Regions from separate parts of the Mus musculus genome. Here regions 2, 3 and 4 are each linked to region 1. The links are chromatin loops, found by intact Hi-C in ENCODE. Cell type or tissue: heart. All regions are shown on one strand. Region 1 holds the start of Dop1b (DOP1 leucine zipper like protein B). Region 2 holds the start of Morc3 (microrchidia 3). Region 3 overlaps Dop1b (DOP1 leucine zipper like protein B). Region 4 has its middle 5.2 kb from the start of Chaf1b.

The links. A loop is a pair of places that touch in the nucleus more often than their neighbours do. Peaks named below come from ENCODE experiments on the same cell type or tissue, not always from the same donor. Only the 100,000 strongest peaks of a DNase experiment are listed, where the experiment ranks them.
Region 2: a loop joins it to region 1, with 2.4 times the contacts of the local background. A loop is called at or near these places in 2 of 42 quality-filtered maps.
Region 3: a loop joins it to region 1, with 2.3 times the contacts of the local background. A loop is called at or near these places in 3 of 42 quality-filtered maps.
Region 4: a loop joins it to region 1, with 2.4 times the contacts of the local background. A loop is called at or near these places in 4 of 42 quality-filtered maps.

The regions. Positions count from the first base shown.
Region 1 is chr16:93,708,109-93,713,108 of GRCm38, reverse strand. Dop1b (DOP1 leucine zipper like protein B) reads right to left here and starts at 1,202. Exons shown (of 37, transcript NM_027293.1): 1 at 1,041-1,202. It overlaps Gm41501 (a long non-coding RNA gene), which reads right to left. Exons shown (of 3, transcript XR_876265.3): 3 at 3,477-4,401. In heart, a CTCF peak has its summit at 2,103; DNase peaks (open chromatin) are centred at 1,408 and 1,968; H3K4me3 peaks cover 2,116 bases; H3K27ac peaks cover 1,165 bases; H3K27me3 peaks cover 445 bases.
Region 2 is chr16:93,829,257-93,834,256 of GRCm38, reverse strand. Morc3 (microrchidia 3) reads right to left here and starts at 2,136. Exons shown (of 17, transcript NM_001045529.3): 1 at 1,909-2,136. The coding sequence starts at 1,947. It overlaps Gm30881 (a long non-coding RNA gene), which reads left to right and starts at 1,165. Exons shown (of 3, transcript XR_876266.3): 1 at 1,165-1,406. In heart, no CTCF peak of the experiment used is centred here; DNase peaks (open chromatin) are centred at 1,366 and 2,066; H3K4me3 peaks cover 2,152 bases; H3K27ac peaks cover 1,432 bases.
Region 3 is chr16:93,765,197-93,770,196 of GRCm38, reverse strand. Dop1b (DOP1 leucine zipper like protein B) reads right to left here. Exons shown (of 37, transcript NM_027293.1): 17 at 4,659-4,759; 18 at 3,881-4,071; 19 at 1-803. Among named protein-coding and RNA genes, the nearest start is that of 2310043M15Rik, 27 kb to the left of the region's middle. In heart, a CTCF peak has its summit at 3,061; a DNase peak (open chromatin) is centred at 3,051.
Region 4 is chr16:93,876,234-93,881,233 of GRCm38, reverse strand. No RefSeq gene overlaps it. Among named protein-coding and RNA genes, the nearest start is that of Chaf1b, 5.2 kb to the left of the region's middle. In heart, a CTCF peak has its summit at 1,899 (motif pointing right); no DNase peak of the experiment used is centred here.

The DNA of each region.
Region 1 (5,000 bases):
AGCGAACCCCTTCAAAATACGGGCATGGGGAATTACAACACTACACAGTTTCTGTGTCAGCTCTACACTGATTTCACTTACGAAACACACTGGAGTCCCACAAGGGACATTACTGCCGAAAGATGGGGATATTAGGGATTAGTGGTAGGCATAGGATTCGGGCTCAGTTCTGTTATACAATGGCTAGGTCAACCTCTAAACAGCCCCTCTCACAAGCCATCTCCAACACCTATTTTTGTGAGATACAACCGCAGTTCAGTGGGCTGATAGCGCTATGGAGGCTACAAAAGATAATACGCAAAGCCCTATGCACACGTGCACCCGATACCTTTACCTTGAAACAGAAAGCATTCGTAGGAGTGCTCTCGCCTTACCCATTCCTAATTTCTAAGCTCAGGTGAAGACGCAAAAGCCATCTGCTGGATCCGGAAGTCGGTTGTAAACATGCTTACAAGGAAGGAGTATGATGAACACAGTAAAAGCCGACAATCAGCAGCCTTCCTATTTACTTGCTGATAATGTCCCTGCTTCTACAGCGCATCAACCCTCTTTACCAACTGGCCCAGTTTTGAATTCGGTCTTTTACACTGAGATCAAATAGCACTAGAGGGGGGAAAAAAAGCAAGACACCTGACACTTCACAGGAATAGCTTTTAAAGGTGGGGTGTCCTCAACAACCCTACACAGGCTTCCCGAGATGGGGACTGCTGTCACCGGGTGAGCACCTCCTCCGCGGCTTATCCGCCGGCGCAGGGGCAGGCTGGCTGGTGCACGCCGGCTGCTGGGACACCATTAGGGAACCTGGAAGCCCTGCCCAACAAAGGCTGAGCTTCCAGAACGGCCCTGGGCCGGCTAGGCTGACAGCGGTGGCCATTCGACCTCCACCTGCGGCCCGAGGCCCGCTCGCACGGACCCTGCCAGGCGCAGAAGGCCGGGTCTGAAGCCCACACCCACGCGCGGCCGTACCCGCACTGCAGCAGACGCGCCACCGCCCGAGCTCTACGCCTCTGCCGCTCCGGGCCCGCGGGGACCACACTTACCGGCGGCCGCGGACCTCGGCGGTGGGCGTGGGACGGAGCCCGTCGGCTGCGGGACAAGGCGGCTCTGCGCTTCGGCAGAGACCTCGAAGGCGGAGGTATCGCTGCGCCTCCGCCCAGCTGCCGCCACTCCCGGGAACTGGGCGGCTGGGGGCGGGGCCGGAAGGCGGGACCTCGGGGGGCGGGACCTGGAGGCAGGCCCTCGGCGTGGGGCGGGGTCCTTAGCGGTGACTGGGAGGGGCCATTGTAGGCGGGGTCATGACGTTGCGCGTGAACGGGGGCGGAGCCTTAACGGTATGGCGGCGCCTCTCTCCTCGTGGGCGGGACTCTAGGCGTGTGGGCGGGGCCTTGGTGGCGGGGTTGGTTTGGCCTCTGCGGCGTGGGGCCGCGCCCTGGTCAGTCACATAGGGCGGAGAGCGAAAGAGGAGACTTGGAGGCGGAGGGGTTGGGGGAGGGGTCTGGCAGAGTGGGTGGGGCCTCGGTGCTCAAGGCGGGGCTCTGGACGCGTGGAGCTGCCAGTGGACCGATGGTGGGTGGGGTCTCTGAGGGCGGGGTTTTTGGGGCTGGAGGCTGGTCTAAACTTGGGGGGCCAGTGGTGGGCGTGGCCTTGCGATGTAGTCGGGTAAGGTCTCACATAAACAGGCAGGTAAAACCCTGGGCTTGGGGGGTGGGTATGGGGAAGGGGGCTGAGTATGGGGAACCTTTGGGATAGCATTGAAAATGTAAATGAGGAAAATACCTAATAAAAAAAAAAAAAGAGAAAAAAAAAAAAACAACAACAACAAAAAAAAAAAACCCTGGGCTTTCCGGACTCTGGGAGCAGGGCCTTCCCAGTGTCGTGCACCCTTGGGCTTTGCGTCAGGACCACACCCACAATCTTCATCGTGGGGTGGAGGCAGGAAGAATCCCAGGTAACAGGAACAGAAGGCTTGGGGGTTCCGGGTTAAGGTGTCCATGCATCCTCGAAGAGTGATGGGGTCTGGGAGCTGGCAGGATTCACTCTGACATTGACCGTGTCTTGATGACGCCAGCAGCAGCGCTGCCAGATGAAACAGCGCCTTCTACCGACTAAGGTTATTTCAGTGATAGCCTATTCCATGAAAATTTTAGAAAGAGCTATCTAGTGCTGGCTAGTTTTATGCCAATTTGACACAATCTAGAGTCAGCTGAAAGGAGAGAACCTCGATGGAGAAAATACTTTCATAAGATCTGGCTATAAGCAGACAAAACCTTATTTTCTCAATTAGTGATTGATGGAGAGGGCCCAGCCCATTGTGGGTAAAGACATACCTGGGCTGGTGGTTCTGTGTTCTTTTTTTTTTTTTTTCTTATTTTTTTTATTACATATTTTCCTCAATTACATTTCCAATGCTATCCCAAAAGTCTCCCACACCCTCCCACACCCTCCCCTACCCACCCATTCCCATTTTTTGGCCCTGGCGTTCCCCTCTACTGGGGCATATAAAGTTTGCCTGTCCAGTGGGCCTCTCTTTCCAGTGATGGCCGACTAGGCCATCTTTTGATACATATGCAGCTAGAGTCAAGAACTATGGGGTACTGGTTAGTTCATAATGTTGCACCTACAGGGTTGCAGATCTCTTTAGCTCCTTGGATACTTTCTCTAGCTCCTCCATTGGGGGTCCTGTGATCCATCCAATAGTTGACTGTGAGCATCCACTTCTGTGTTTGGTTCTGTGTTCTATAAAAAAGCAAGCTGAGGGCTGGAGAGATGGCTCATCAGTTAAGAGCACTGATTGCTCTTCCAACGGTCCGGAATTCAAATCCCAGCAACCACATGGTGGCTCACAACCATCCGTAATGAGATCTGATGCCTTCTTCTGGGGTGTCTGAAGACAGCTACAGTGTACTTACATATAATAAATAAATCTTAAAAAAAAAAAAAGCAAGCTGAGCAAGCCAGTAAGCAGCACCTTCCATGGCCTCTGCATCAGCTTCTGGCTCCAGGTTCCTGCCCTGCTTGAGTTCCTGCCCTGACTCCTTCAAAGGTGAACCATGATATGGAAGAGTAAGCCAAACCCTTCCTCCCCAAGCTGCTTTTGGTTGTGGTGTTTCATCACAGCAATAGTAACTAAGACACCATCCAAATCTATTTAGTAATTGCTTATAAAGCTCAGTGAATATTTTTTCTGGGAAAAATAGATTATATCAGATTCCAAAATAGATATATCCAGGAAGGCAAGTAGGCTAATCGGGTAAAGGCACTTGCTGCTCAGAGTTTGATTCTTGGATAAGAAAACCAGCTTCTAAAAGCTGTCTTCTCACACACACACATACACACACACACTAAATGTAAAAAACAAAACAAAACCCAGATGACAACCCTAACAGGAAGGGTTATGTAAATGGCTGAAGTCTGGTTCCCTAACTTTTATTCCATCCATCTGCTAGATACAAGTACTCTAGTCTTCTCAGGAATGGTTTTTATGTCTGGTCTTGAAATGGAAAGGGTGGGGAAGCAAAGAATTGAGCCAACTTAACAGGAAAACATTAATTTCAGTAAAGTTAACTTCCCAGTGAAGGTTTGATAAACTCTCATCTCAGAGCTTAGACAAAATGGCCAAACAACAATTGGCATGTTTTGTTGTTTGTTTTGTTTTGGCTTTTTGAGACAAGGTTTCTCTGTAGTTCTGGCTGACAGGGAAGTAGCTCAGTAGAGCAGGCTGACCTTGAACTCACAAACATCTGCCTCCTGAGTGCTGGGATCAAAGGTATGCGCCACAGCACTCAGCTAGGTTTTTTTTTTTTTCCCTTGACAGTCTTCAAGGTTTAACCAGCTCACAGCCCACTGAACAGAGGGAATTGAATTGTGTTATAGCAGTAATGAGAAAGCCCACCCACTTGGGCCAAACCTAACATATACAAATCTGTCACGGCACAGTGCCCTAGCTGGGTTTCCGTTGCTATAAGAAAACATGGTGACAAAAAGCAATTTTGGAAGAAAGCAGTTTATTTTGCTTACATGTCCCTAGCACAGTGTACCGTGAATTCAGGCCAGGCAGGAACTTGAGGGAGGAATTTGGAGACAGAAACTGAAGTAGAGGCCATGGAGGAATGCTGCTTACTGGCTTGCTCAGCTAGCTGTCTTATATTTTCCAGGATCACCTGCCCGGGTGGTGCCACCTCCAGGGAGCTGGGCCCACGTGCATCAATTATTAATCAAGAAAATGCCCACAGACTTGCCTACAGGCAATCTGATGGAGGCTTTTCTCAGATAAGGCTCCTCTTCCCAGGTACATTGACGTTTGTGTAACCAGCACATGCAGGCATTTAAAACCGTCTACATGTCTAGTATTTATATCCAGGGATGAAGGGGTTAAAGCTTGGCTGACTCAAAATTTGTAAGCTGTTAAAAAAAAAAAAAAGAAAAAGAACATCTCAATTTATAATCAAGATTGGCAATAAATATACAATATTAAGAACTGACAGATGGCCGGGCGGTGGTGGCACACGTCTTTAATCACAGCACTCAGAGGCAGAGGCAGGAGGATGTCTATGAGTTCTAAGCCAGCCTGGTCTACAGAATAAGTTCCAGTACAGCTAAGAGTACACACACACACACACACACACACACACACACACACACTCCTGGCTCAGCCCCTCCCTGCCGAAAAAGAAATAAAAGGAGATAGCTGGGGTGATGGATTATCAGGTAAAAGCACTTGCTGAATAAGAATAAAGAGCTGAGTTCAAATCCCCAGCACCCATGGAATGCTGGGCAGGCATAGCAGCCCACTGTGATCCCAGTAGTTTGGAGGTGGAAACAGAATCTTCAAGCAAACTAGTTAGCTAGCCTGTGGTGAACCTCCAGCCTTGGCCACATAGCTAGAATGAGGCTAGCCTGTGCTATGTGAGACCATCACAAAAGGAAAAGGAAAAAAAAAGGAAGGGAAAATGTACCTAAGGCTGAAACAGCAGTATCTCAAGTTTGATACCAGCTTGAGT
Region 2 (5,000 bases), 120 kb before region 1:
CTTTAGTGCCCTCAAGTGCTGGAGTTGAACTTGGGCCCCAGACATGGCGGCAAGTACTCTCCCACTGAAACACAGCCCAGTCCTCTTTCCTTTTTATTTTGAGACAGGTTGTCTAGGCTGGCCTTGAACTCACTCTGTAGCTCAGGCAGGCCTTGAATTTGTAGTCCTACTACCTCAGCCTCCACAGTGGATAAAATTACAGATGTACCACAAGGCCTGACTTCTTAGTCTCTCTTAAGAGCTACTTACCATCAACTCTGTATTTGACCTAGCATCCCTTTGCTAGGTAAAACTCTCAAATGTATTGTTGGGCCCAGCAAAGATCTGCCTGCTTGCTACCTGACCCCTCCAGCCAGTACTTCTGCAAATGTACTCATCTATGCATTTATTTTGTTGTATGATTTAGGACTTCTATAAGGCTGGGGATACAGCAACATAAAGAACATTTGCCTGGCAATCAGGAAGTCAGCCACTTGTTGGGTAACCCAAGACACACACTCACCACCACCGCCACCCCCATTACTCACAGGAATCTAAATCCTGTTCCAGGACCTTAGTCACTCATAATTGACACAGGATAATTTCTATCACTATCCTGGGAATAAGAACTCTTTTGGCGCCGGGCAGTGGTGGCACATGCCTTTAATCACAGCACTCGGGAAGCAGAGGCAGGCGAATTTCTGAGCTCGAGGCCAGCCTGGTCTACAGAGTGAGTTCCAGGACAGCCAGGGCTACACAGAGAAACCCTGTCAACAAACAAAAGAGCAAACAAACAAACAAAAGAGCACAAATTGCTCTTACAGAGGACCAGGATTCAGTTACCAGCACCCCATGGGCCAACTCATAACTAGCAGTGAGGGTTCAGAAGTCCTCATCTTCAGGTGCATAAGACACACACACACATAAACTGTGTGGGGGGAAACCGTACTAACAGGCAATTTAAAACAAAACATAACAAAAAATGTGAAGAATACTCAACCTCACAAAAAAAAAAAAAGGCAGACGCGATAAAACTAGGTAACACTTCATGCACACTTGGGGCTATCACATCCCAAATGACGGAAGTAGCCTAATGAATGGACGGAGACCTGCATTCTTGAAGAGCACCTACGGGAGGTGCTTTAACCTCCGGAAATCCTTACCGCTCGCCAACGAAATTACATAACACAGTAGTACCGCTTTTTTTGCCTTTGAGACAGGACTTCCCCTTGTCTCCCTAAATTGTCCTAGAATTTGCCTGCTTCGGTCACCCGAGCGCTGGGGATGCCAGGCATGGGCCACCGCAGCCATCCTTCAAACATCAAGGAAGTAACTTTCCCCGCTTAAGACCTCAGGGCCGGCAGAGAATAAAACTTTGCAGGAATCATCAGGTGAAGCCACGCCCACAATGTTTTGGACCCGAAAGTGTAAGTCCTTTTCTGCGACCACTCCCAGCCACCTCCAAAGGGTTTGCCACCAATGGGCTCGGCCCGAAAAGGCAGGGGCATGCCAAGCAAGCGGAGGAGATGAGTCCTAGCCTCCGCTCCTCCGAGCCGGGACCGACAGGGACGGACGCGTGCAGGAACCGCGCTGCACCGCAGCCCACGCCGCCCCGACGAGGCCCGGCGGCTGCTCCCGGGGCGGGCGGGTCGCGGAGGGCGCGGCTCCCACAACAGCTGTCGGGCGCCGCAGAGCCGGAGGGAGGGAGGGAGGCCGCCTCGGCTTGCCCCGAGATGCCGCGAGCGCACCGGCCGCGCGTTACAGCCGCTCCTCCGAGCGAGGAGACATGGCGGCGGACCCTTGGCCCCGCCGCGACCTCCCGGCCGCCGCGCCAGCCCTTGAGTCGCCGCCGCCCACTGCCACCTCCTGGCTGGCCCGCCTGCCCGCCCTCCTGGGACCCGGCCCGCTCCTCCCCTCGCGGCTGCTCACCGCGCTGAGGCGGATCCCGGTGGGTGGCTGCGCCGCCATCTTGAGTGAGCTACAAAGCCAGGACCGGCCTCGGCCGCAGCCCGACTGGGAGGCTACGAGTCCGCCGCGGGCTTCAACGCCCCGCCCACTTCCGGGGCGGAACCGACAACACCAGGCCACACCCACTCATTTCCGCCTCGGGCAAAGGCGAATTAGGATTCTCAGCAGAGGCTTGCCCGAGCGGGCCTGACCTGCTGCGCGCGCAGGACCCAGGCGTTGGGCGCATGCGTAGGTGAGCGGGCGGGCGCGAGCTCCTCGCCTCGCGTAGCTGGACCTTGAGATTGAAGATTGGCGCGAAGAATGATGTGTAGAAGCTAGGCAAACTCTGATGAAAATCGCACTGCAAAAGTGTAATCCATGGCCGCTGGTAATGATGTTACTGGAATCTTACAGGACAAAATGAAGAAAATAATTACTTTTTGGGTTTGCCTGAAAATCATCAGCTTTTATCCTGGTAGTGGTAGCGCACGGACACGTTAATTCAGTGTGTGTGGAGCCCGGTACTGCAGCGAGTAGCATGTAGAAATTAGTCAAGAAAGGGATGCTAAATAGTACAAGTAAAGAGAAGGTTAAAAGATTTGCAAGAGTATTTACTGCAGTCTTAACGATAGTCATATTTTTATTTATAAAAGTTCAGACGGGCAGTGGTGGCGCACGCCTTTAATTCCAGCACTTGGAAAGCAGAGGCAGGCAGATTTCTGAGTTCAAGGCCAACCTGGTCTACAAAGTGAGTTCCAGGACAGCCAGGGCTACACAGAGAAACCCTGTCTCGAAAAAAAAAAAAAAAAAAAAACAACAAAAACAAAAAAAAACTAAACAAAACGAAAAAAAGTTCAGTTCATCTTCTGCTGATAAACAATTTAGTATCCTTTATTATAGACCGCTGTCTATTAAACACTACAGTATGGGATGGATCCTCTCCTTTTCCTACACGTCAACTGTGTTTTCTCTTCATATTTTAACTGTAGGCTTGTAAAAACTTAAATACTTTTAAATTAATAAGGGGATGTAAAATTAAAACCTGTGGTATTCACTGTTTTTAAGAGTGAATAAGAGGCACAAGATAAGCAAAACTGGTGTCTAGTCTTGCAGAACAGGTGGCTGTCAAGACAGTTGAACCATGATGGCCGGTCAGTGAGCCGTGCAGTCAACCTAGAGAGTGTCAGCAGCCCAGGCTGCGCAAATTCTCCACTGAACTGCAAATAGCTTAGTCTAGAAACTCCCCTGTGGATTTGACCAGAGGTTTGTTCCCATGGGGATTCTAAATCTTGTCAAGTTGACAGGATTAACAAGCAGGTCAGCCTTGTTTTCCTGTTTCATCCGAGTCTGGTTGTCTTTGCGGGGAAAACAGTGCCTAGGGTGGGACAAATACTTGTTCATCAGGGAAGAGGATTCCCCACGGGATGCAGCTGAGGAAAGCCTGTCTCGCCACATTTTCTTGAGATCCACATAATCGCTTTGTTTTTCTTTTTGAAAGAGAGCCTCCTGTAACCCAGGCTGGTCTGCTTTGTACTTGAGGTTGACAAACTCCTGACCCTCTTGCCTCTATCTCCTAAATCCTGGGATTATAGATGTGAATCACTACCACACCTCCCTGCAGTATTTTGTTTGTTTATTGTTGTTAAACACACGTAAACTTCACCTTTTAAAGGTCAGATTAGGGGCGTTCAGTGTGTTCCCACAATGGAGGTCAATGCAGCCATCCATCTTCCACTCTCCCCTTTCGGCCCCTAATGACTACCATGCAACTCTGCATGGATTTAAGTGAAATCATGAAATATGTAGTGACACGTGGTAGGCTTTTTCTCTCCCTTGGTGAGGCAGATATAGGCCAATTTAGATCAGATTAAAAGTAAATAAAGACAGGTTGATTAGGAGGCAGCTCTTGGGTGGGTTCAGTGATCTAAGCCGCACATCCAGGGTAAAGCAAGGGGGTTTATGGGTCTTGTGCGCGGGGTGATGACGTCTGGGATTGTGCCTATACATAGTCAAAAAGACCCCGTGTGTGGGCAGCTCCCAGTCAGAGTGATGACATGTTAGTCTGGAGTTTTTTTCTTAAATCGCAGGGGGAGTTTTCTCTGTGTGGGCGGGGTCAGGGGAAGGAGGGCAGACAGGGTTTCCCAGGTTGTGCAGGGGCTGAGCAGGGGTTCCAGCCTAACAACTAGTTTATCAAATTTAGCGTAATGACTTCATATCAGGACATGTCTCAGAAATCGACTCTTTTTTTTTTTTTTAAGATTTATTTATTTGAGTACACAGTCGCTGTCTTCAGACACACATCAGATTCCATTACAGATGGTTGTGAGCCACCATGTGGCTGCTGGGGATTGAACTCAGGACGTCTGGAAGAGCAGTCAGTGCTCTTAACCTCTGAGCCATTTCTCCAGACCTGGTCTCGGCTTGTTGTTGTTTTGGGTTTTTAAAATTATCATTATTCTTTGTGAGAGTTTATTTCTTTTGTGCATGTGAGTGTTTTGCCTGAATGCGTGTCTGTGCATCACACGTGTGCAGTGTCTGAAGAGACCGGAAGAAGCTGTTAGAAGCTCTGGAAGTGGAGTTACAGTGGAGTTACAGATGATTTGCGAGCTGCCCTATGGGGGCTGGGAACCGGAACAGGTGCTCAGCGTGAACCGCCAGCGCTATTAGCCATCGGGCACCTCTCCATTCATGAATTCTGTTCGCTTTAAGAATGTGGGACTTGAAGCCGGTAGCGCACTCCTTTAGTCCCAGCACTCGGGAGGCAGAGGCAGGCGGATTTCTGAGTTTGAGGCCAACCTGGTCTACAAAGTGAGTTCCAGGTCAGCCAGGGCTACACAGAGAAACCCTGTCTCGAAAAAAAAAAAAAAAAAAAAGAATGTGGGACTGGAGAGATGGCTCAGTGGTTAAAAGCATTGACTGCTCTTCTAGAGGTCCTGAGTTCAAATCCCAGCAACCACATGGTGGCTCACAACCATCTGTAATGGGATTTGATGCCCTCTTCTGGTGTGTCTGAAGACAGCTACAGTGTACTTACATATAATAAATAAATCATAAAAAATTTTTAAAAATGTAAT
Region 3 (5,000 bases), 57 kb before region 1:
GATGAGGGCCTCCTGGTGGCGTGCCAGGAGGTTGGAGATGAGGTTGAGGTGCGCGGTGGAGCTGGTGTCTATGCCCGTCCTGGACACAGCCTCAATGAACTCCTTGGGATTGGTCTTAAGCACGGCCTCCAGTACGGAGAAGGCATACAGGACCCTCTGGGAGTCGTAGGGCTGCAGGTAGAGCAAGATGTGTTTGAACAAGGCCTCGACTGTCTCCTGCTTCTCCCTCTGCTGCTTCAACAGCCTCGATGTGGTGATGGCTTGGAGCTCCACGTCAGCCTCCTCGTCACTGGAAAACGACTCGGAAGCCTGTGTCTTGTCTGAGTCTGCTCGCACCAGGCTTAACCTGGCATTGGACCTGGGGCTTTCTGGCTGGAAGGCTGCCAGCAAGGCCGCTCGCTTGGAGTATGCCCTGCCCCCGATGGGGATCGGAGCACAGCAGTTTTCCTCGTGGCTCAGGTCCTGCAGATCGTGGGAGGGAGATGAGAAAGTGGATGTGTTCTCACTGTCAGTGTGGCCAGAGCTCGTGTCTGCAGACTCTGTGTGCTCACTGCTATCCCCGCCACCAGAGGTCATCCTGTCTGGAAGGTCCACATAGTAGGGCAGGTCTTCCTCACTTAGATCACTTCTTGGTGGGCATTTCTCTGGTTCCTTCTCTACTTCAGCCCAGATGGCTTCTCGATCCACGGTGGTGAACTGTCCTCGAGGCAGGCGTTCCTCAGGGGCACCCTCCTGCGGCTCAGATTCACCACACGCCTCTTTGCACGTGGGCTTCTTCCTGTTAAACCAACGGTGTAAATCCTCTGGAAATCACAAAATGACAAAGGACTTTAAACCAGAATTGCTAGAGATGACAAATTAGCTCTGAGGTGATCGTTGGCTTAAAGGAGACAATGCCCACTGGAACTGTATCAAGTCATGGGCAAAACAGAGACAGAGCATTGTAAAATTGTCCTTTAGCTGGAAGAGGTATCTCAGTTGGGAGAGTGTCAAGTTAGAGTATGGAAGGCCCTGGGTTTGATCCCCAGCACCGCATAAGCTTGGGGTTGGTGCACTGGGCACCCGGCTCTTAGCAATATCCAGGGATTGTGAGCATTAGTTACACTTTGGAAAAACATAAGTGATTTTTTCCCTAGGAATTCCCTCTTTGGAAATGTATTCCACAGAAACATCAGCAGGTTTCAAAGCTGTGAGGATGGGGCACGCGCTAGAACAGTATGTAGAGAAAATGGAGAGTGTGCCCACCCCAGAGCCACAGAAAGGGCGCAGGAATGGTGAGGGGCATGCCTGCACCTGACACGCCGCTGGGCTGTAAAGCTCGTGCCAATGCCCATGACTATGAGGTCTGTACAGGGACGTGAGAGGGAGCATCCAGCTACACAAGGAGCCCACTGGAGAAAGTGCCCAGCTCACACAGCATCTGCCACCCACCAGCATTGCCCAGCTCATCCGCTGACACTGTCGGGATCTCTGTGTAATACCTTTACTTCTGAATTTTTTGGAGGATTTTTTTCTTTTCTTTTCTTTCTTCCTTTTTTTCTGCGCATGTATGTGTGCATTCATGGTGTTTCTGTATGTGTTTATGCACTGTATGCTCAAATGTGTGTGGGTACATGTGTGTGCATGTGAGGAGGCCTGAGGCTGGCGTCTCAGCTCAGCACTCTCAGATATGGCTAGTCTCCCTAGGCAGCTTGCTCCAGGGACTGTCTTCTCAGTGCTGTCACCCAGTTGGCATTCCCGTGCCAGCTTGATTCACTTTTGTTATCATTTTAAACAGGAGCTTGCTAAATGGTCCAAACAGTCTCCAGGTGATGCCCCTCCTGTCCAAGCCTACCGAGTGCTGGAATTGCAGCTGTGAGCTCCTATGCCGCTACCTAAATTTTAAAACAGACACAGTAACACTTCTGCAATAAGAAAGTATACAGCACTTTTAAATACCAACTCTCTTTTAAATTTGATTTACATTGGTGTTTTCCTCCATGTATGTCTGTGTGAGGCTATCAGATCCCGTGGAACTGGAATTACAGATAGTTTCAAACTGCCATGTGGGTGTTGGAACTTAAACTTGGGTCCTTTAGAAGGGCAACTGGTGCTCTCAACCCGAGCCGTCTCTCCAGCCCATCAATTCTCTTTTTAAGAGAGGTGAAAATCCAAAGATTTTGATACTATGAAAATTCTTGGTAAAGTAGTTTTCAACAAGTCTATGCAGGGTGAAGAGAGGAAGGAACAGTGGAAACCAGAGACAGACAGCCTGAGCCAGAGACAGACAGCCTGCAAGCCAGAGACAAGACAGCCTGCAAGCCAGAGACAAACAGCCTGCAAGCCAGAGACAAGACAGCCTGCAAGCCAGAAACGGACAGCCTGTGAGCGCACAGTCCATAGCAGCACAGACATGGCAAGGCAGGCGGCACCTCCCTTTCTTCATTCTCTTGTACTGCCAGGGAGCAGCTACACTGGCACCAGGAAGGAAACAGGAAGTAATGAGGCAGTGGGGAGACAGAAACCGAAGAACCACACAGTGGGGCTTTTCTTTTCTTTTTTTTTTTTAAGGGAGAAAGAGGAGGGGCGGGAGCTGGCTGGCAGGACAGCTTGCTTGCCACAAAGCCTGATGGCTCGAGTTCTATCCTTGGAACCTGTACAGTGAGAGAGAAAAGCCTTCTGCCCAGGTGCCATGGCAGCATGTGCCCATACAGTATGTGTGTGTGGGGGCACACATCTGCACAGGTGTAATGGCACACATGTGCCCATAAAGTATGTGTGTGTGTGGGGGGGGCACACATCATGGCATACATGTGCCCATACAGTATGTGTGTGTGTGGCACACATCTATTCTCACACACATACAAATAAAACAAAAGACAAAAGAAATACTAAAGTATAGAGCTGCCATGCAGAGCATAATGAAGGTGTGTAGTGTGTAGTTCTCCAATCATCCCTTTTCTAGGCTGTGGAATAAATTCAGTCTCTTGGAGAAGGTAGGCCACTCCCCACTCCACCCCCACTGCAGGTTTGGGATGAGCCTTGCACAAAGGAGACTGTTTCCTTTCCCTCCACCCACCTTAGGGTGGCACTGTTGCTCCCCGTAAGACTAGGACAAACATAAGGGACAACTGACCAGATTTCATAGGAAGGTGACATTTTTAGTAACCGGAAACTGTCCCAGACTAGGGGTACAAATCTATGCAGAGGGGCTTCGGGGACTTCCATTAACAATGGTGCTTACACCCGGCACCACCCCTCTGCTAGGCAAGGGGCACTGGTGAGGGGGTTCTACTGTGCACTAGAGACACACATGGAATGTTTTCTCCTGTGAAACAATAGAGCATCCCTGTGCTTATTAAAATGTGGGCTACTAACCTGAAAGAGTGTATCACCTGGAGATGACACGTTCCCATCTTGACAGGATGCAGTGTGGTTTTCTAAATGTGCATTTATACCATGGGTGGTTAAACAAACCACACACACAACTCACCTTGCCATCTCTTTTATAGTGACAACATTTAGAATCTACTCCCACAGAGGTGAAGTAAGAGCAGAGGCTGGGTGAGGAAGGCAAGGGGACATGCTGGCCAGAGGGTATGGAGACTCTTACCTAAGAGGGTGAGTTTTTAGTGTCCTGTTGCACAGCAAGGTTACCACAGCTAATAATAATATATATTGCATGATTCAAATATTTCCTCTCAGTAACAAAGCCATGACTTTTCAGTGAAAACAGCAACCCACACCTACTGGTCCAAAGTGCTAATTCCTGTGGTGCTTAAAATGTGAATGTCCCCATCAGTTTCCAAGGCACAGTCACTCGTGTGAGCGGTGAGCACCCACAGCAGTGGGTGCAGCACCTGTTGCCTCCCCCGCCCCCCAGGACTGTGAGGCTGCTCACCGGCTGAGTTCTCCTGCTTGAGACACTGGATGGACGTCCTCTGGGTTTTGGGCTGGAGCAACAGCAGGAGCATGGGTTCGAGGATGCGGGCCACATCCCCGAGGGAGAGCGCTCGCACCAGCCAGCCCTGGGCTGCTGCACTGATAGCACCGTCTGTGCAAGCCAGGCTATCCAGGACGACAAACAAGGACCTGTGGGGAGAGATGCCACCGAGTTCCCACTCTGCCGCTCCTGCATGGCAGGCACCACGGCCTGCAGTAAGCTCCTGTGGTTGAACCAGATACCCCAGGGAGCTTCATCATACTGGCCTTACATACCAAGTGAGTGACAGGCTGTGTGCCTGGCTTCGTGGCTGTGCCTTTAGAGACTCAGTGGGCATAGGGCAAGGACAAAGCGGAGTCTAATTCACCAAAGAACACATCTTATGCACACAGGTGCTGATGCAGCAAGTGAAACCGAGCATGGGTGGCCTGATGAGGTCTGGGCCAGGCTCATCCCCCTGGGCGTCCTCTCATCTGGGCCAACTGCAAAGCCTCACAGGGATTCTGAGGAGGGTGGGCTCCCTCACCCCACCACACTGATGCCCCCGTAAGAGTCTCACACCGGGCTACATGGAATCAGAGGACCGTGGGTACTCTGTCCTCTGCAGCATGGACTCCCACGTATGATCCTGCTGGCTGCTTTGCTGCTGCTCCCACTGAAGCCTAATGCATGTCTAGGGGTCTCTGCAGTGCTCCCTTGGCCGAGGGTAGTGGGTCACAATGAAGAACCGCCTTACCTGTCAAAGGAGCGATTGTGGGACGTCACACGACTACCTTGGATTTCTCGTGTCAGGTGCCAGATCACAGAAAACCTAAACAGAGCTTCCAACCTTGTTCCCTGGATGAAGAAACAAATGGAGGGGCTTGGTTTCACCCTAATGCTGTGGGAGTCACCATAGGCTTCTCTCTCTCTCTCTCTCTCTGGTACTAGTGTTGAGCCCTGAACATGCCTAGCAGCTGCTCCACCCTACCCTCCCACCCTCTTTTAACCTTGTTTGCTTGCTTTATTTATTTATCTATAAATAATTCTCACACAAGGTCTCACCAAGTTGTGCAGGCTGGTCTCGAACCTGGAATTC
Region 4 (5,000 bases), 170 kb before region 1:
GAATGTATTCTTAGAGTTGTGTATTAGACTCCATTTCCTTATCAGGAGCCCAATGCTTTGAAAAGCCCAAGAGTTCATCAATTTTTCAGTCCTCATGGAAAAGTGGTTTGTCAGCTGCCTGTTCTGCAAATATGCAAATATGCTTGTGCTCCAAATGTCAGCCCAACAGTGTGACCAGTTAATCGCAGCAGGACTTCTGGAGAACGTATCATAGCTATTGCCTCATATGTGTATGTGTATATATGTGTGTGTACATATGTATATCAAGTATGTATGTATGTATGTATATATGTATATACATATACATATACACACACACTAGAATATATACAATATACTCCTATACATAGGAGTATATTAGTATATATGCACATAATATATATGTACTCTAATATATACATACACATATACATATGTATGTATGTATTCTAGAACTAATAGGTTCTTTCCAGGAGCTCTGAACAAAAAAATAAGATGTGTCCACTTGTGTAGTAGTGGTACCACTGCTATTTGGGCAACCATCACAAAAAGATGTGCCCATGTCTTAGTTACTTTTCTATTTCTGGCAAGAGACACCATGACTGAGAGCTAACTGGAAATGGTGTGGGCTCTTGAATACTGTTTGGCTGAACCGATCATGTAAAACTGTCTTTTTTTTTTTTTAAGATTTATTTATTTATTTAATGTAAGTACACCGTAGCTGTCTTCAGACACTCCAGAAGAGGGAGTCAGATCTCGTTACGGATGGTTGTGAGCCACCATGTGGTTGCTGGGATTTGAACTCCAGACCTTCGGAAGAACAGTCGGGTGCTCTTACCCACTGAGCCATCTCACCAGCCCATAAAACTGTCTTATATTTGGTTTTGCACCCACAGACTAATGCTACTCTCAGCTGCCTTAAGGAATTCTCTTTCCAACAATTGGTAGTGAATGCAGAGTCACGCCTCTACAAAGTTCAAAATAAGTGGCAGATGAGTGACCTGCCCTAAACCAGGCATCTATGCTATCCCCTCTACAGCTTAGGGGATATTGCAGGGATGGGGACTGCAGTGTCAGAGCTAGTGTGGTAAGAGTACTGTGGTCATCAGCTGTAACAAGTGTGCACAAGAACAGGACAGCCAGTAGTCAAGCAGAGTCAGGGTTGGGGTGGAGGCTCTGCAGGTACCACGCCTGACTGCTAGACTATTACTGTCAGGGAAAGAGGAAACCGTTACCTTTGCTTGGATAGTCCCAACCCAACGGTCACACACAGATGGCCCTGGATAGCTTAAATTCATCACAAAGCAAAACCAAAATGTGATCCCAGGAAAGGAGGTGGTAGGGCTGAAGAGGACTTGCTGAGGACATCAAGATGAAAACAATCAGAATCATTACCCACAGGTATGAATGACACTGCCAACAAGATTAGTTACGCAAGCTCAGTCCCAATCACGAGTGTAAAGTTTTAAAGTCTCTGTGAAAAACTCTTCTAGGGTGACAAAAAAACACACCCCGACAGAGTGGCATACTTCTTGCCTTTGTCTCTGTGCGTAGACGTGTGTGTGCATTTATGTGGAGGTTGGAGGACAACTTCAGTGTTGTTCCTGAAAGGCTGACCACCTCCCTCCCCTCCCCCTCTCAGACAGGACCTCTCATCACCCTGGAACTCAAATAGGCTGTGCTGACTGTGCCTGGGCTTCCAAGGACTAGGTGTCACACCACACCACACTACTCATGTCAAATGAAGAGCCCGTGAACTGAACGGACAGGAGACTGATTATTTCTTGAAGCCCATGGAAAGGAATGCAGTAGATATAACCTGTTGTCTTGTACAAGCACATCCTTTTATTTTTCACATTATTTTATTTTTTTAAAGATTTATTTACTATTGTATGTATGTAAGTACACTGTAGCTGTCTTCAGACACTCCAGAAGAGGGCGCCAGATCTCATTACAGATGGTTGTGAGCCACCATGTGGTTGCTGGGATTTGAACTCAGGACCTTCGGAAGAGCAGTCAGTGCTCTTAACCGCTGAGCCATCTCTCCAGCCCCTATTTTTCACATTATTTTTATTATTATTTTGGGGTTTTCTGTATAGCCCTGGCTGTACTGGAACTGGCTCTGTAGACCAGGCTGGGCTCACAACCCCTGTCCAGCATGTAAGCACATCTTGAAGATGGACTTCATCTGGATGATAAAATTTTTCTAGTAGACAAATCCCAGAGTTTCACTACTACAATCTCTTTGGCTTTTGATGGCCACTCAAAGCGTGTTACACAGAACCCTAGGACTATCTACAATTATTTATTTATTTATTATTTTTTTGGAGTCCTGCTTAATTATCAGCAGGTTACAAAAGATCCTTGTTTATGGTTTAGTGGTGGTTGCTGTGACAGCCAATTTGACTTTACAATTCCCCACTCAACTTCAAGACCAGAGCCATAAAATTAACAATGTAACCAAGAAACTTAATTCTGAGAAGCAATGGATGTAGTTACACTTTCCTTTCCACCAAGCTGACATTCAGAGTTTTGGGAAATGTGGTTCACACCTCCCCGCCCCCCAAAAAAAGAAAAACAAATTCAAGGAAGGATATAGGATTTCATATCAGGAATCCAGAGACTCTCATGTCAATGAATTCATCTAGGAGCTAACGTAAGTGTTTTTCCACATAGCTGCCTGGATGCACAAGGTTTTGGTTTCATTACAGCAGCAAAGAAGATAAGATAAGGAGCAGGCAAAGAAAAACAGAACAAAACAAAACAAAACAAAACAAAACAAAAAAACCCAGAAATACTGCCAGACAGTAGAGGTGCCAGACAGTAGAGGTGCACACCTTTAATCCCAGGCAGGTTGGAGGCCAGCTTGGTCTACACAGTGAGTTCCACTACAGCCAGGGCTGTTACACAGAGAAACTGTCTCAGGAAACATGAAACAAGACAGAAGGCAACAAACACTTCCATCCAAGGAGAACATCTGCCGCTTTTGCCTATACAGCAAATTAGAGAACCACTCATGTACTTGCTACACCAAGAGATGTAACTCGCTGCAACATCCTTTGAACATCATCCAGGAAAATGTACACACACTCTAACCTTATCAGCATTCTCTGCAAAGAATCCACACTGCACATGTATTTGAAAAGGAAATGTGGTATTTGTTCATTTGCAGGGTCTGACATATTAAAAGACAAAGCTGGGGGCTGGAGAGATGACTCAGCGGTTAAGAGCACTGACTGCTCTTCCAGAGGTCCCGAGTTCAATTCCCAGCAACCACATGGTGGCTCACAACCATCTGTAATGGCATCCAATGCCCTCTTCTGGTGTGTCTGAAGACAGTGACAGTGTACTCACATACATTAAATAAATCTTAAACAAACAAGACAAAGCATATGCAAGGCTGTTTCCAACCCCTACACAGCAACAGAAAACAATGAAGATGCACTGTGTTCCAAGGCCTCTTGTTGTCTGTCAGTGGAGTGATGCGTGTCTTGAACCTTCTCAAGGAGTGATGCTCAACTGTTACCAACACCTTGCTGAGAATCTTGTGTAAACGGAGACTCATATGCAGCAAGTATATGAATGTGTCTATTTCTGCAGCCACCTCAGGAATTCAATGGCAGTTGCCCTCAGAGCATGAGGTAGTCTTTGCTCCATACCATCACTCCACCACAATTCCCACAGGAGAATACTCTTGTCTCCCCTTCCTTGCTTGCTCCTTGAGTGTAGTGTTTGGGAACACTCATCAAAGAGCTATGGAACAATGGCTCATCACTGGTGGCAGCTGTGATTAACGAGGCAACCGTTTAAAATATGCTTTCATTGCTAGACACTATATTGCACTGCACACACCTATAATCCCACTCATGAGGCAGTTAGGTGGATCGCCACACGGTTCTAAGACAGACTGGCCTATATAATGAGTTCTAGATCAATCAGGGACACAAACCAAAAACAAAAACCCTGTTATTGGGTATAGCCCCCAAAGACTGATTGCAAACTTACCTTTGCAAGTCTAAAACCTCCCCAGAGGATTCCACCATGCAGCCAGCACTACGGGTCCCAGTGCAGGTCACGTTTAGGTATATCCAACAAGGCCAACAACAGCTATTACTGTGGGCAGCACAGGACTACTACCTTGATGCTGCTCTGTATAACCCAACTGTGTGGTTCTTGTGTGTGAACTTCATGGATGATGTCATGCCACAGTGTCAGAAGGCTGGCTGTGTATGAAATGCTCAAGGACAGAAGGGAGCTGAGATCCAAAAGGACACATGGATATGCAACACCATTTCTATTCTGTGTGGTCTCAGCTGTCACTCTGCAGCTGGCCAAAGTGGGTCTCGTTTGTAAAAGACTCGTCTGGCAACCTTCCTCGGGTTCTCTGGTAACTTGTGCACTGGAACAGGAAGAGCACTCCTCTAGCGTCATACATCTGGCAAGGTGTGCGCCGTTGTCTCCCATCACCGTTTAGCCTCTTTGTTAACAGGGCAAACATATGAAAACACTTCAAAGAACCAGTTTTGTGAACAAATTACTTTAGGAATTCTATGACTGATTTCTCATTAAGTCACATCACGGCCAGATAAAATACATCTTAAAGGGCCTAGACAACCAAAAGAAACATGGCATCTTCCAAGAACCTTTGTGTAAACATCCTCGAAACCTCCATGACTTACATAGATGCTGTCATCCAAACAAGATGCCCAGCGTACACACTTCCATACTGGGCTGGCACGAGGCTCAGTGGTAGAGTACAGAGCTCCAGATTTGTCCCCAGGACCCTTGAAAACAAGGAAACTTCTACTCTCGAGAGCAGTGAGCCTGGCCTTCCTGATGGAGCCTTTTTTTTTTGTTTTTTGTTTTTTGTTTTTTTGTTTTTTTCGAGACAGGGTTTCTCTGTGTAGCCGTGGCTGTCCTCGAACTCAGAAATCCACCTGCCTCTGCCTCCCAAGTGCTGGGATTAAAGGCGTGCGCCACCACGCCCTGCTGGCCTGATGGAGTCTTAAGACTTAAGAGAG